Linked DNA regions of Mus musculus: region 1 is linked to region 2. The links are chromatin loops, found by intact Hi-C in ENCODE. Cell type or tissue: gastrocnemius. All regions are shown on one strand. Links, peaks and the distances in the headings refer to the core of each region. The heading gives the core; the rest is flanking DNA.

Evidence for each region. A loop is a pair of places that touch in the nucleus more often than their neighbours do. Peaks named below come from ENCODE experiments on the same cell type or tissue, not always from the same donor. Only the 100,000 strongest peaks of a DNase experiment are listed, where the experiment ranks them.
Region 1: a loop joins it to region 2, with 2.2 times the contacts of the local background. A loop is called at or near these places in 32 of 42 quality-filtered maps.

Annotation. Positions count from the first base shown.
Region 1 is chr19:34,238,776-34,244,092 of GRCm38, forward strand. It overlaps Stambpl1 (STAM binding protein like 1), which reads left to right. Exons shown (of 11, transcript NM_029682.5): 9 at 1-113; 10 at 728-827; 11 at 1,242-1,558. The coding sequence ends at 1,298. Acta2 (actin, alpha 2, smooth muscle, aorta) reads right to left here. Exons shown (of 9, transcript NM_007392.3): 8 at 4,542-4,723; 9 at 1,561-3,035. The coding sequence ends at 2,892. Among named protein-coding and RNA genes, the nearest start is that of Acta2, 14 kb to the right of the region's middle. In gastrocnemius, for the core only: a CTCF peak has its summit at 2,656 (motif pointing right); no DNase peak of the experiment used is centred there; H3K27ac peaks cover 120 bases.
Region 2 is chr19:34,471,818-34,477,197 of GRCm38, forward strand. Ch25h (cholesterol 25-hydroxylase) reads right to left here and starts at 3,331. Exons shown (of 1, transcript NM_009890.2): 1 at 1,966-3,331. The coding sequence starts at 3,309. The coding sequence ends at 2,413. In gastrocnemius, for the core only: no CTCF peak of the experiment used is centred there; DNase peaks (open chromatin) are centred at 2,579, 2,940, 3,339 and 3,900; H3K4me3 peaks cover 2,011 bases; H3K27ac peaks cover 1,113 bases.

The DNA of each region.
Region 1 (5,317 bases), core at 1-5,000, 230 kb before region 2:
ACACACCCCACGCAAACGGCATTCCTGTCCAGTGTGGATCTCCACACTCACTGCTCCTACCAGCTTATGTTGCCAGAGGCCATTGCCATTGTGTGTTCCCCAAAGCATAAAGAGTAAGTGGGACAAGAAAGCTCTCCCGTATTTGAATCTGCAACATTCTCACTCTCCCCAATTAACAAGTTCAGCCATTTGCTCTTGTGTTATACATCTTTTAAGACAGCAATAGCTTTTCATTGTCTGGAAGACTTCAGTTTACAAAGTAATTATAATCATAAGAATCAGATGATCATTTACTGAGGCTGAATCTACCTGAACATTGACCACTGTGATCCCAGCCCCTTCCTCCTTCCTCCTTACCTGTCTTGGATTGATGCAAAGAAAGAAGACAGTAGATGATAGTTTCTGTGATGTGTTGATTGTAGTGTCTCACACTGCCACACACCTGGTGGTTGACATAAAGAACACTGAAACTATTACAGGAATTAAAACTGTCTACTCGGGTGGAGGACACAGGTGTGGCCTCCCATATGAGGTCCCAACAGTTCAGCTGCCTGTACCTTCCAGGTCCTCTAGGTACTTGGAGATCAATGTTTCTAACCTTTCTTGTGAGAGCCATGGTGCAGTTCCTAGTGTGTGTCTTCTTCCTCTTTCCTGTTGGAGGGAGGTCCGTGTTTGTGTCTTCCCGGATGGTCCTTAACTTTGTGCTTCTTTTCTACCTCTTATTTAGCACCGGCATTTTCAGGCTCACCAACGCTGGCATGCTTGAGGTTTCTACTTGTAAAAAGAAGGGCTTCCATCCTCACACCAAGGACCCCAAGCTGTTCAGTGTGAGTAGACATCATGGATGATCATTGTTGTATATTATCATCATCATCATCGATTATCATTATTACTGAGACAGGGACTTTCTATGTAGCCTTGAAACTCACTGTACAGACCACACTGCCCTCAAATTCAGAGATACCAACCTGCCTCTGCCTCTGCCTCCTCAGAGCTATGATTAAAGGTGTGCTGCAGCATGCCTGGATCACCAGCAGCGATTATCTCCATGATGTTCAGTGTGACTAGGCAGCACAAATTATTCTCATAGATGTTTATGTTATGTCGACCCTAACCAAATTCAGCAATAGTGATAAAATTCAGGGAAAAAAAGTGAAGCGATGTATATACGTTCCTGAGAGAAAACCACACAGTAAATGTTATTATGTAACACTGTTGTTGTTTTTTGTTTCCTTTTCTAGATATGCAGCCATGTGTTAGTAAAGGACATAAAAACAACTGTGTTGGATCTGAGGTGACATGCCCTAACTGTAAGACCATCTGTGGACGTGTGTGACTGCCGAATTTCTTATGATGTTTTCAGAAGTGACTGATATTTTATATTTATATATTTTAGACCAAAACTTTGATATTTATTGTTCTTGCACATTTTGAAGTTTCCTTTTTTTTTTTTTTTTGGGTTGCTGCGTCTCAAACGAGGCCACGTGGTGTTCAGCCTATACCTATTAATATACCCAAGTGATGCCATCGGAAATAAATTGTGCTGCAAATAACAAGCTGTCCGGTTGTCACATTTTATTCATTTAATTAACTTATTTTATTATTTTTATATGCTTGACTGTTTTACCTGCATGTCTATGTGTGTACCACATGCATGCCTGGTGCCAGCAAAGGTCAGAGAAGGGATCTGGATCCCCTGGGACCTGAGTCACAGCCAAGCAGGTGCAAGCTACCATGAGGGTACTAGGAGTAGAGGCCAGGTCTTCTGCAAGAACAGCCAGTATCCTTAACCACAGATCCAATTCTCCAGCCCTAATATGTCTGGTATTAAAAAACACACAAAAACCCAACCAACCAAACAACCAAAAAAAAAAAAAAAAAAAAAACTCAAATAAACCTCTGTAGTTCCCATTCTGATAGGCAAAGGAACTGTTCAAGTCTTTAGCTGTCTATGGAAGTAACTGCATTTTTGGGGACACCCTTGGCTTCCTCATCTGATGACTGATGATAACACCATCTGCACATAGTAGTGATGACGTGTGAGAGTCTTGTGTACGATGCATGGTATGACAAGTCCTTGGAAGTACTGCCGTTTTCCCCCTTCCTCTTACTGTAACTATATCTACTGCATTTTTTCCTGGATGTTGGCCAAAGGAGGAGGAGGAAGCAATGATCCAGGTGCATAGTGAGACTTTTTAAATAGCTTCTTGGGTTCTAAAAGGTGTGTGCTTTTTAAAAACTAACTAAAAAATTATTTCCTTAAATATGCCAAGTTTGATGAACGTTAAAGTTAAATAATACGCAAGGCTTGATGCAAGTTAAAAGTCACGCATGCATATCCATGCACGTGTGTATGCTTTAATACAAAAGATGTGATTTTAATAAAACCATATTACTTGCCAAATTTTAAATACACGTAAAATTGTTTTTTACCTATCTGGTCACCTGTATGTATAAAGTAAAATAGTCACTCTAGCTGTGAAGTCAGTGTCGATTTTTCCTATTGGTACTAATATATATTATTATATGTAATCTATACAAGTCCTATACGCTCTCAAATACCCCGTTTACATCATTTAAGTGGACCTTCCTCTGTTGAAGTGATTGATGCCATCCATGCCTGGGAATATACTTTTCTAGTTGTGTCACATCTATTCCTGACCACTAGAGGGGGCCACCCTATAATAAATGATTCTCACCTAACAGAAACACAATTGAATCAGTGTTGCTAGGCCAGGGCTACAAGTTAAGGGTAGCACATGTCTGATTTATTTTTAAAAAAACCACGAGTAACAAATCAAAGCTTTGGGCAGGAATGATTTGGAAAGGAACTGGAGGCGCTGATCCACAAAACGTTCACAGTTGTGTGCTAGAGGCAGAGCAGGGGGGACTTAGAAGCATTTGCGGTGGACGATGGAGGGCCCAGCTTCGTCGTATTCCTGTTTGCTGATCCACATCTGCTGGAAGGTAGACAGCGAAGCCAGGATGGAGCCACCGATCCAGACAGAGTACTTGCGTTCTGGAGGGGCAATGATCTGTCAGGGTAAGAAGGGAAGAATATTAGTGCCTAGCAGACGTGCCTTGTGCTGTCCCTTCCTGGAAAACGAGGACATTGTTCTCTATGAGGGGATGGGTTTGTGGAAGTTGGAGTGTTTCCCCAGTGAGCCCATTGATTTTTCTGTTTTTTTCCCCCTATGAAATCTATGCCAAACCATCCCTAATTCCTTTATCCCTTTATTGGGCAAACCCAAACTGGCCCTAGAGCCCACACGGGGCCCCTTTGTAAAAACCCTGACAAAATCTCTTGATTCCAGAGCTGACCTCAGCAGGCGCTGCACGTTCTACAGAAGTCCTACTGTGTGCAAAGACGATTGTTCCTGAACTTTCTGTGCAAGTAATCTTCCACCTGATTAAACTGGCCACTGCTTTCTGATGTCCTGACCATAAGCACCGCCCAACACAGAGGGCTCAGAGTTCCCATTCCGGTGTATCTCCTGTCATGCTGGCCTTATTCAGAGTACAGATCTTACATACCAGATCATGCCCACTTTTTGTTTTGTTTTGTGTTTTGTACGAGTGAATGGCGGAGGCGTTGTGCAGAGTATCAGACAAGGGATTTCTCTGTTGCAGCAACTCAAACATAGAGCCAAGCAACACCAAATTCCACTCTAGTCTTAGTTTCTTGAGTAGCAGAGGATGCTCTAGTAAATAAAGTGTTTGCACATGCTAGCCAGGGGCTTACTTTGTCTCTGTCTGCAAGCTCTGGTTCAACATTTAATCTTTCCTCCTTCACCAAGCTCTCACTGTGCCCTGTGCCAAGGGTTCGACAGGTTCTAGCTTACTTAACTTCTATAATAATTCTGAAGGGTAGGTATCCAGTGATGTTCAAGTTGCAGATGAAGATACTGGCTCAGGGGACTGTCAGTGATGCTCGCTAGTGGCTGTATCAATAGCAGGTTTAATTTCAAAACTGGCCCTCAGAGGAGTTTTGCTTTGAAGGTACACATTTTTGTTTTTCCATAGTGAGGGGGTTTGGTGATAATTTTAGATTTCCAGAACGTTGTACCCAGGCTCATTTTATGAATGTACCATCTTGGTGACCTGAGCTTTTACTGGGTGTCTGTGTTCTCTGACCATACTGGACCCCTGAGTTTCACATTCATTTCCATCTCAGAAGTAAGGTTTGGAGAATTGAGGCTTGCCTAACTCCTACTAGATGCAGCCTGTCTGTTCTCAAACCCCAAGTACATAGAGTTGGCAGCATGCTCAGCTAGGTATGGAAGGAGGGGGACTTGAGCTGCTCTGACATGCACAGGAAGGAGCACAGGCTCTTCAGGAAGCAGTGGCTCACTCCCTATAGACCCAGGACAGGACTCCTCAGGGCCCATTTTAAGTGGTAGTGTTAAAATCTAACCCACTGTCACCTTGGCCTCATTCCCTTTGGAAAGAACAGAGAGCCTGTTAAACTGCCTCTTAGCTTGTGGCTGTTCTAGAAATGCCCCTCCTGCTGCTTTCTGAGTCAGAGGGTCTTAGTGTGGTACCTTGATCTTCATGGTGCTGGGTGCGAGGGCTGTGATCTCCTTCTGCATCCTGTCAGCAATGCCTGGGTACATGGTGGTACCCCCTGACAGGACGTTGTTAGCATAGAGATCCTTCCTGATGTCAATATCACACTTCATGATGCTGTTATAGGTGGTTTCGTGGATGCCCGCTGACTCCATCCCTGGAAAAGAGACACAGGCAGTGATCCTTGGATGCTGGGTAAAACTCAAGCTACACATGGAAAATCAAGTTGGCCCAGCTACGTGGTCATCTCCTGGGTGAGGCTGGCAGGCATCATGAACTAGAAACTACCACATCTCCTGGGTGAGGCTGGCAGGCATCATGAACTAGAAACTACCACTCAAGAGACTAAAGGCCCTTCTTGTGCTCCATACCATCCTCCTGGCTCTTGTCTAAAGGAGGAGGTTCAGCTGCAGCGATTCTGGGGTGAGATTGCAACATGATAACGCCAGTGGCTGGATAGATATTCTGCTATAATTGGCTTGAGTAAGGAGCCAGGCCTTCCGATGCCTGGTAAGAGGTAGGGCCAGGGCCATGGGTCTGAGCAGGTTCATCTCTCTGCCATTGTTCCTTTATGTTCCCAACACCCAAGTTTGAATGGTGCAACTGTCAGTAAAGTGTCTCTCCTACTTGGATAAAGTGTTTTGTTTGTTTTCAGTTTTGGTTTTGTTTTAAACACAGGTCCTTGGCTGGCCTGAACTTGCTATATAGAACAAACTGGCCTCAAACTCATAGAGATTCGCTTGCCTTTGCT
Region 2 (5,380 bases), core at 327-5,326:
GAGCCACCATGTGGTTGCTGAGAATTGAACTCAGGACCTCTGGAAGTGCTGTTAACTGCTGAGTCATCTTTCTAGCCCTGAGACAAATTTTTAAGATTAAAAAACCCAAGTGCCTGTGGCTTTCTTTCATGTTGTGGTGAGTCACTAAAAAGAAAAGAAACAGCCAGAAAATTGGGAAGTAAATGTTTTAGGGAAGCCTCACTAATGCCAAGCTAGGATGAAAGTTAAAAAAGAAACACACACACACCGCAATAAATAAACCCAACTAAGGACATGAGAAACCATCTCTTTGGATTTGATAATGCCTATTTTACTCCTACTTGGAAATAGATACTAAACCATGGGACCAATCCTCCATGCCTAATGTGTGATGCTGCTGAGGAAGATAACTACATCCCTTATGGTGGTGTTTCAAAGAGTAAGTGAGACAAAGAGTGAAGAAAAAAAAAAAAAAAGACATACAAATGTGACCTGTTAGCCTTTGTCATGCGGCCTTTCACCTATCTAAAGTCTCTCATCTTTCTGAACAAGGCATCAGCTACTGACTTGGGACTTGGAGAAAGTGTTTCTAAATCGAACACTTTCCATGTGTTGGATTGCCTCATCTCATTTCCCTTTTAGGGCAAGGTGACACGAAACATTGTTACAGACTCTGACCTTGAGCTGAGATAAATTGTTATTATACCGCCTGGCTGGCTTTGGGTGTCTAGAGCTCTTCACCTTAATAACAGCTGCACTCAGTACTCCACATCTGCCTGATTATTATCCTCTTTCTCCACTCACTGTGCATATGACCGAGGTGATGGAGCATGTCTAGTGCAGGGCCCCTCCTTGGACTCCTCTTCTGCTTTCTGGGAAGTTCATGTTTTTATAAATAAGATCTTTCTGTCCCAGTCTGATACAGTTGCAGACAAGGGATGTGGTAACTTCAGTTCAGGAGCCAGGAAAACACCTCTGAGCATACCTGACACAATCAGCAGACACCAGATACCACAGCAGCTGGGTAACGGGAAAGATTTAAGATAGTTCCCAGGAATCCCTTTAACAGACAATGGAGAACAGATCTTTAGATGCTTTTTAAAAACTCCTTAATAAGAACATTTAGGTTCATATATGCTGAGCCCACAATGCTATGCAAATCTGTAACCTTGACTTCTGACATCTTCCTTTTTAACGTTAGCCTTTGGGATCAATACTCTCAATTTATCATTAAAGTAACTAAGCTGCAGTTACATGAGACATTTGATGGCAACATCTGCCTAGCCAATAATTTCTATTACTGAGCAGCCCAGCTGTCCCTTCCTTTTGTCTTGATATTAATTTTCACCTCCTCCTTTTCATACTATTTTCATACTATCTCCTTTTGCAGAAGACAAAACGGGAAGTCTAAGACTGAAAGTTACTCTCACCCTCTGTTAAGAAGAGGCTATATGCTTGGCATGTGTGTCTTCATTAAGAAAATAAACTATAGGAAAACTCCAGGCTGCAGGGGCAGCCTTTTAAGGGTCAGTTGTGCTAGCCAAGAATAGACTCTACCTTAAAATGGAGCTTAGTTTATCAGCTTCCCTAATGCACTAACTTGGCTTATCAAGGCGTTACTCTGATTCTAAGTTACCCTACGCATAGCACTCCAACAATACAGAAGAGACTGGTCTTAATCCCCTAGAAAAGTAACCTACAGAGCAAGTTTTTCACGTGCTTCTTATGTCAAAACCAGACAAAAAGCAGTGTGAATAAGCAGTCAGCTAGCCCCTAGCCTTCTTCCCAAAGTTACTCCCTAGCCCCCCTGCCCAATACCTGACACCAAATTGCTCTTGCCATGGCAAGACTGGTAGATGCTTCAAAGAACACTGAGAAGCCACAGACACACACACACACACACACACACACACACACACACACACACACACACTTCCTTTTTAGTTTTTTTTTTAATTCATCAGGCCCACCAGGAGCTAATGCTTGTTTAGTTCATGTTCTTTTTATTTTTAAAATACAAATAAAACTTTTTTCAATATAAATATATCATTTCATTCAAAAGTAGAAAAAATATACTATAACCTTGGTCACTGCCCAGCAGGAACAAATTTGATTATTTAAAGAGTCAGAAATCAGGTCTTCTCTCAACATGTGAGGTTAGAGCCCAGTTCCAGTGCGATTTCATACATAGGAAAGTCTTGGTTCTAGAAACAAATCATTTCAGAGATCATAATGATTCAAATACACCACGCTGAATGTCTACCTTGTGTCCTGGAGTCAATGACACTGGGATAAGTTGAAATTTAACACCAAGACCACAATTAAATTCACATAGAAACATTATATAAATTACTTTGTCAGGCTGCAGAAACAACATTAGATTTTATAGCAGTGTGCATCACTTTAAAAGTTACAAACTTCTAATAAAGTAACTCAAGTCTGTTTCTTCTTCTGGATCAAGTGTACAGCGCATCGCTCTCTGGAGTTCACGCAGCGCTCACCGCAGGCGCAAAGGCTCTCTGGCAGGGGCGCGGACCGCAGAGTGCCCAGCATTTTGTCCCAGTGTGTGAAGTAAGGAGCAAAATTGCAGTTAAACTGAGAGTGATGCATGTCGTGGTGAGCCACGCCCCCGTACCAGCCAAAGGGCACAAGTCTGTGAGTGGACCACGGGAAGTCATAGCCCGAGTGGTCCTCCACCGACAGCCAGATGTTAATCACGTGAAAGGTAAAGATGGTGAGTGGGTGACACCGAAGCACCGCGACGTTCAGCACGTCGAAGAAGGTCAGCGAAAGCAGCTCCCAGAAGCTCATGTATTGGGTCGCCAGCGCGAAGGAGGACGAGTTCTGGTGATGCACCTTGTGGAAGGTGCGGTACAGCCAGGGCACCTTATGGTGCAGCAGGTGCCACGCGAAGATCTCGGTGTCGAAGAGCAGCAGGCAGATCAGGACGTGACTTAGGAGCTGGACGAGCTCAGGGGCCTCCTGGGGGAGGAGCGCCGGGCTGCGCACCCAGTGCAGCAGCGTCACCGGGAACACGAACACCAGGTGCTGGTAGAGTGTCAGCCCCAGGCAAGGCAGAAGCTGCTTTACGGAAGGCGAGAAGTCCGGGTGGATCTTGTAGCGTCGCAGGATGGGGACCCAGGGATACAGGACGTCCAGCACCACGAACGGTAGGCAGAAGCCCACGTAAGTGATGATAGAAAAGGTGACTGGGAAGATGGGTGAGCGCGTGAACGCCTCCCTTGTCCTTATGGTGTCCCAGAGGGGCTGCAGGAGCAGCTGGCTGGAACAGCCCAGGTCTTGGAGCTCCGAACCGTTGTAGCAGCCCATGCTGAGACTATGTCCCACAATTGTGGTCTCCCCAGCCCCGCCGACTTTTCTTAAGACTGTGGCCACTCCCCCCAGTGACGTCACCCTTCCGTCTCCTTCCCACCTCCCTTTCCCTGCTAAAGAATTTTGCTTAAATAACCCGAATTTTGTTCCTGTCTATGTCCTGGTTTATAGCTGCATCAAATCTCCCCTTCACGCAAGCAGCGGCCCTTAAAGCCCTTTCCCAGACGTAAAGAACTGTTTGCTTGCCTTTCAGCTGATGTACTAATGACACAGGAGAGAGCGATTCTGCCTTGGGACAGTTCACCCGCCATCACCGCTAAAAACTAATGAGTTCTTCGCTCTCAGAAGGCGCTGTTTCTCAACCAAAGCAGAATTCCCTGGGTTTTAAAATATCTGTTTTTGACTGTTTAAAGACTTATTCTACACCTTGGGGGACTCTGAGTGTGCGTACCTCACGCCACAGTGCTGGTACTGGGTCCGTTGCAGACAGGGATTGAGTCCTGTAGGAGAGGGAACCTGGCATCCTCCAAAAAAGAGCAGTCAGGCTCGCAGCCTTTTGGCGCGGACGACTCTCCCGCTCTGGTGCCCTTAAAGCCCGCGGTGTCAAGAGCAGAGATCAGATCCTGCAAGACAGCGGTCAAGAGGGCAGCACTGCCAGCCTTTGCTCTGGGTTGGAGAACGGAGGCTTAACACCCGTAAAGGCTCACTCGATTGGGCCAAACCGCAAAGGCCAGTGGAGAAGAAGATCTGAGCAATCTCATAGCCTCCCGGAACATGTCTCATCTCCCCTGCCATTTCCTTAGAGGTCCCTCAGGCTCCGACTTTTACCAACCCTCAGTTGTTCCCTACTCCTCAACTCCTGGATACCCTTTCAGACACTGGGACTGATCGTCCAGGGACTGAGCACAGGAGGTCAGTACTATATCCAAGGAGAGTGCCCTAGAGAGTGGAGCACAGAAATCAGCCCCGGGTAGCGGATACACGGCACAGAAGATCCCAGAGGAAAGCCAGGGGCCATTCTCCCAGGGTTTCCTTCTTGAATTTGTGTCTTTACAGCTGCTTTTCTCTGCTGGAAGCTAACATAGTCTTATACAAGCTTGTGTTTCTTGTGTTATTTTCCAAAGAAAACAGGGATTGTAGCTCTAGGAGCCTGCTGCCAGTCCCCCCTGGGGGGGGGGAGGGGGAGGGGATGGACTGTAACTTTTGCCTGCACAAGACTGTTACTTGTGATTCACACTCATCAAGAACTGGCTCCCACATTTGTCAGGAAGTACCCCATAACTGTGGCTTCACAGCTCTCTATCTAAGGCCTCAGCACATACCAAAGGAAATAAGGCACACAATCACTTTAACTTTGTATTTCACAGGTAACCACTAAGATATTTGGAATTAAATGCAAATAGTTAAGGTTTTTTTTAACATGAAGAAAAGATAAAAGGATATAAAAAACAAACACATATGGTAAAAATATGGTACAATAAATGGGTCCAACATATACCCAGGGTGTGTGTGTGTGTGTGTGTGTGTGTGTGTGTGTGTGTGTGTGTTATAATAAACAGGTTCATTTTATAGAGAGAAAACATACATACACAATAGGTAAGTTCATGATTCAGGCTCTTCCCATTTGGTAGATGTTCCAGAGTTATCACTGTTAGAGGAGGTGCACGCTCTTCATTCATTCTCTAGGGCCTCTAAACTGTAGCTGTGAACTGTATAGCAGCCTCAGAAAAAAATAAAAATAAAAACAATTTTATAAGACTCATTACAGCCATTATGGAAACCAGCGTGGGGTTGTCTCAAAATAAAACTAGCATATAGCCCAGCTATGCACTCCTGGCCATAAACTAAAGGACTCCACATCCTATTGATGTACAAGACTACACCAAAGAGCTAGAATGGGCATGAAAAGGGATTTGTATAGGAAACACGAAGTCACTCAAGTGGAATTTAGCTAAAGGCGTGCTTGCTGCCTTCAAAATACCCCAAAGATAGTCTGCTAACCAGACCTGCTAGAGATGAGGGACGTTTAGGATGCTGTAATATAAACGTTTACTCACTAGGACCGACC